2 separate regions of the Homo sapiens genome follow, and region 1 is linked to region 2. A link is a contact called in ENCODE Hi-C data. All regions are on one chromosome and are shown on one strand. Each heading gives the region's core, a stretch centred on a gene start or an enhancer-like site at or near the end of the contact. The rest is flanking DNA. Distances are from core to core; before and after follow the strand shown. Region 1 has its middle 340 kb from the start of CCSER2. Region 2 has its middle 210 kb from the start of CCSER2.

What was found. Hi-C counts contacts between places; a loop is a spot of excess contacts on that map. Pooled maps may share reads with other maps.
Region 1: a loop to region 2 is called in a map of K562, with 2.4 times the contacts of the local background. The contact joins two enhancer-like sites. A Hi-C loop is called at or near these places in 1 of 168 maps with a recorded cell type or tissue (K562), 2 of 37 single-sample maps with no recorded cell type and 8 of 50 pooled maps.

What each region holds. Positions count from the first base shown.
Region 1 is chr10:84,664,705-84,667,404 of GRCh38, forward strand. No RefSeq gene overlaps it. Among named protein-coding and RNA genes, the nearest start is that of CCSER2, 340 kb to the left of the region's middle. Within about 2 kb of position 1,392, at least 2 of the 41 ENCODE cell types and tissues checked have a DNase peak (open chromatin) inside an H3K27ac peak, as active enhancers do.
Region 2 is chr10:84,538,937-84,541,636 of GRCh38, forward strand. No RefSeq gene overlaps it. Among named protein-coding and RNA genes, the nearest start is that of CCSER2, 210 kb to the left of the region's middle. Within about 2 kb of position 1,280, at least 2 of the 41 ENCODE cell types and tissues checked have a DNase peak (open chromatin) inside an H3K27ac peak, as active enhancers do.

The DNA of each region.
Region 1 (2,700 bases), core at 142-2,641, 130 kb after region 2:
TGGGAGGAGGGGGAAGGAGCTGAGTCTGTGAGAGCTATTGCAGGAAGGCCAAGGCCAGAGCAGGCCTGGCAAAGAAAGGGCCTGGAAATCAAAGTAGAAAAGGCTTCAGGGATCCTCTGACAGTCCCTACATCTCTGAGGGGAATTTCAAGATTATTTTTATGACTTTTACAGAGCCACCGTGGGCTTATTCTCAAAGCAGAGCTGTGGTTAAAAGAACACAGTGTATACAACCCAAAATCACTTCAAACCAATTTACATTCTTTGCTGGTACTTTTATAGGCCCATGAAGGGAAAGCATGATCTCTTCCAATGCCTTTTAAATTGCCCTTTTATTCTCTCTCACATTGCCTCCCTCACCACAGCTGCTCCCCAAGACTTGGTCCTCAAAAGACCCCTCTACATGGCTATAGTCTCTCACCCCTGGGTACTTCCCTCTGTATGCCCTTCCTCTCCATTCTGCAACACAAAAGCAAGGATGATGACCTTGGAGGAAGGGAGGAAACGGCATCAGGGCAGGCTATGATGCTGTTTAGTGGGGATGGGCGGGGTGTTAGGGCAAAGTTGGGGACATAGTTATGTTAACATTTTAGTCTGTCACCTTCTGCCTAAGCAATGTGAGGGACGCCACACAGAGAAATCTAATGCCTCAGTGAGTCCCTCCAGATTCCTTCTGCTCACCTGCCCATGCCTCTCCAACCCGCTTGGCCTCCTTTTGCTCTGAGAGCCTGTTAGCATCTTGGGAGTCCCCAGGAACCTGGCTGAGTTGACTTGGACTCTTGTTACAAATCTCAGGAACAGGGGACGAGCAGCCTCATACTCCTGAGATGAAGCATTTGATCCCCTTCCCTTCTGAGATCAACGTCTTTAATGTGAGGGGAAAAAAGGATCCTGAGAAGGAGCAACCACTTGAAGCCTCTGGTTGCCACACCCCCAGAAGAAATTCACACGCACCCTATGACAGGCTATTTCCTGCAGCAGGTCCATCCCCTCTCCCGTTTTCTTAGCCCTGCTTTGATCTTTCAATAGTGAGAACGGGCTGGCTTCTGGGAATCAAATTCAATACTCTTTATTAATTTCTGCCTGGTTACCAACTCCTCCCAGCCCCCTCTCCCATCCCCTCAATGTGTTTGGATGCTTCTGAACCTCTAAGATCTACTTTCTGGCTTCTGCTAATTAGTATCTTTCTGAATATATAGGCAAACACTGTTCACTGAGTATCTGCTACAGCGATCTTGTGCTAGTTACTAAATATTTGTCTCTCAGCTCCAATGCCTCTCAGCTGATGTTGGATTTGGGACTCTACAAGCCCCACATTCCTGCTTTGCCCCTTCTTTATTATGCTGGGCTTTGCCAGTAGAGGGCGCCGGAAGGTGCCTGTAGGGCAGGAGGAGAGGCGTGAGAGGGGAGTGTGCTCCTCCCCACCGCAACCTGCAATGCTCCCCTGCCCCCACAGGCAGCAGAACTCAGTCTGCAGTTTTTCCAACCCTAGACGAGCTAGACTCACTGCACCCCACACCCCCAACACCACTCCATTGCCATGGAGACCCAGCACTGGCTGGTCCGCTCTACTCTAAAGTCTGAGTTTCGTCTCAAAGGACTTCTCTACATTTCTGTTTTAATAATTCCAACCTCTCTCCCTTTGTTCCTCTGGACCTAGTGAAAATGGCTGTTCCTATAGTGACTATTTCTGTAATACCTTAGAGTTCTCTTTTTACCCTTTCCGTTACCTAGTTAATAACTTTACACCTAGTTAGCAATTTTTTATACTAAATTATCTCTGTTCGTATGACTGGTGTGGGTTTGGTCTTGATGGGATCCTCATGCAGATAATAGTTAGGCTGATGAGCCGCAGGAGCTGTCCACGCACAGAACTTGCAGTCTTTATGGCTTCATGTTATTGGACATCCTTGAGTGCCAGGATACATCAGCAGTGCAGTGGGGTGGCATATCGCTCTCTCCATGTCACCTCATCCCTACATTCTAAACATGTCTCTAAATCGTCTATAGACCCTGGTGTTCTACTTCCCATTGATTTCTTAAACTTCATGCCAAGGCTTCTGTAGAGAGTTACATGGCCACAGCTAAGCCTCCAGGGAATCAGGACCTGGCGGATATTCCCAGGCCATGGATTTGGGGGTCAGAATTTATTTGGTGTAGACTAACTCCCAGCAGCCCAAAAGAACTTTGAGTTTTACAGAACTGGAGGGTCTGTGGGGCTGGCAATTTAAATAGCAATTATTTTAGACTTCCTCTGCTTAGTGAACTCACACAGTGTCATGTCTATTTGTCAGATGCACCTATAGAAATCTAAAAAGAAATGGCTTCAAGTAGGGTAAGAGTATACGTATTTTTCATGGGACTAAACATCTGGGACAGGAGTCTAGGTGGGGGGTGGCTCCTGCAAACTGGCATTTGTACCCTGAACTCCTTGTCTTTCTGCTCCGCTATTCTCAGTTTACAACTTTCATTCTCATATTACTATCGGGTGGCAAAATAGCGGCTGCTCCTTCTCCAGCCTCCTGTTCATATCCCAGGCAGGAACAGGAAGGACACATATGGGATGGGGCAGTGCAATGAATGGGAAATGGGGAAAGGACACTTTCCCAGGTATTCCCGCAGACTTTCTCTCATGTCTCATTGGGCAGAGCTGTGGCATCTGGCCACTCTTAGTTGCAAGGGAGATTGTAATGTAACAGTC
Region 2 (2,700 bases), core at 30-2,529:
GGTCTCCAGGTATACAGTGCTCCTTCCATCACTGGGGTCCAGGTCTGGGCCCCAGCATTTGGACTTCACTCACCAAGGCCAGCTCTGATTTGCTGATGTATCAGTTATAGTTTTCAGAAGCCAATTTGCAAATTTCCTTTCAGATCTTAAAAAGGCTGGAAAGCAGAGAGATGAGGGCATAAAGCTTTGTAAATTATCAAAATCCCAAGCACACACATCTTCAAGCGCACAGGAACCACAAGTCCCCAATCATTATTGTGGTTCTGCTTTTTCCCCTATATTATGTGTTACAATATTACGAGTCAATTTCCCAGAAGTTTTAGCTGCTTTTCTCTGGCTGCACTAATTATATCAATAACAAACTCACAATCACATCAAATGACTGTCAACATATCCCAGTGCGCCATGCTCCATGAAATGACTAAATAAAGCAAAATTCCTTTATGGATTCCTTGGAGTATAACTGATCACAAGTTTGAGAATCTTGGGCTAAATCCAAAAGATGGCATCAAGCTCCCAGGCAGCTGGCCAAAATGTGAAGGCAATCTGCCTGGATGAACTTCTTCAAAATTTCCAGTTTACTCTTAGCACATCTAAGGTCACTGTATGAGTCCGTTTTCATGCTGCTGATAAAGAGATACCTGAGACTGGGCAATTTACAAAAGAAAGAGATTTAATGGATTTACAGTTCCACATGGCTGGGGAGGCCTCACAATCATGGCAGGAGGTGAAAGGCAGGTCTCACATGGTGGCAGACAAGAGAAGAGAGCTTGTGCAGGGAGACTCTGTTTTTCAAACCATCAGATCTCACGAGACTTATTCACTATCACAAGAACAGCACGGGAAAGACCTGCCCCCATGATTCAGTTACCTCCCACCAGGTCTCTCCCACAATAACTGAGAATTCAGGATGAAATTTGGGTGGTGACATGGCCAAACCACATCAGTCACACTCCAATTCTTGAATGAAACTGGGTAGGACCAGTGCCCACCCAAATGATCAGAAGGGAGTGTGTGCCTCCCACACAGTAACTCCCCATTAAATGTGAGTTCTCACGTCAGAGGTGCATAGGGCTGGGGAGCCAGAAGTATGTGAGGTCTCTTTCTGGGCTTAAAGCAGGGAAGGAACCCAGAAGCCCCCTGCTGAGCAGAGGACTCACTGTGGGGTTTGCCCTTTGGTAAGTCTGAATTTTGGTGGTCGAATTCAAAAGCCTCCTGTAGCGTGCAAAGGACACAGCTTCAGAGCCTTCCAGGGTGGCTAGCTCATGGTGGTCACGCCCCACCTCCTGTGGAATGAATGGATTCCACAGGGCTTAGTTGTCTGTTACTGTCTTGTTTCCTGTTACCCTGGGCTATGTCTCTTAGGCTGCCTCCAAATCTTCAGGGCAGCCTTGGAGGAGCCTCACACCGGACTCAGGCTAGAGCTCCCAAGGGAGAGCAAAGCCGTGGGGTGACTAGGTGCTCAGTGAGTCCCCAGGGGAAAGGGAAACTTGGGGAACAGGATGCAGGGCTGTGCTACCTGGCAGCCCTCCTTTCAAAGGGGATGCATCTCTGGCCATCATAAAAGATTCAGTTCTGTCAAGGGCCTTCCAACATGCAGAGCGTGAATGAGGCCTGTCAAGGGGCTCCCGGGGCCTCCCTCCCTTCGCCTCCTTCCTCCAGATGATGTTTCTTTCCCTGGGGTCTTGGCAGCTGGTCCTGAGCTCCCGGCGGCCCATTTCCCGGACCTGCGTTCCCAGGCATGGCCACACGAGTGCGCCCGGCTCCCGCTCCGGATCCGCCTCACCGGGGCTGAGTCAGGCTAGCTAACGGGCCGCGGGATCCCAGGGCCGGGTCCCCCGACCCTGCCTGATCATCTGAGGGGCAACTTCGCTGCGCTTGGAAATCCTCTTGACGACTTTGTCTGCCAGGACGCCCCAGCGGGGCCAGCTGAGCGTCCTGGCCTGCGGCTACAGCCTATGGTGAGGGGTGGAAACGGCGCCCTCCTCCAGTGCTGCAGAAGTGATGAAGATTCCCGCGACCTGGAGGCACCAAGTCCTTCTCAAGCGCAGGGGAGAGGGAGGGCGCGGTGCGGGGGGGTCCTGGGGGGCTCCCTCGGAATGAGGGATGGGTCTCCCGACGGCGCCCCCAGCCAGGGCCAGAAGCGTGGGCGCGCCGCGTTCCCGGTGCTTCCGTGCAACACGTTTCTGTCTCTCCCGTTTTCCAGAGGGAAAATTTGCCGTGGGAAGCAAGGATTCCCGAGCCTCGGTCCTGTCCACGCGGTGCAGGGCACCTGTCCAAGGTGGGCCTGGCCTGGCCCTGCCCAGATTCAGCCAGGTGACCGGGGCTGCAGGCAGATCCAGATGACAACGAAGTGCTCTCCCCTCCATTCTCCAGGCCTCTCCTGCGGGGACCCAGCTGGAAGGCCTATGGGCTCCCACCCCTCAGGGCAAAGGCTGGACTTAAGGGCCAGGCTTTCCAGGTGTCATTTCCTCTCCGAACCTCTGGGTGTCACTCACCTCGAATTTCCTGTCTTTAGTTGGGCATTGGCCGACAGAGCGCGGAATCTCTGCTGCCCTGCTCAGGCAGAAGGGCTTGGCCTCCTTCCCACAGGCCATGGTCCCCAAACACCACTCAGCACCCCCAGGCAGGCTGCACATCTGGATGGGCATAGGGGGAATAGGATCCCACACTCACCCTCACCATGGCCTCAGGCTGTGC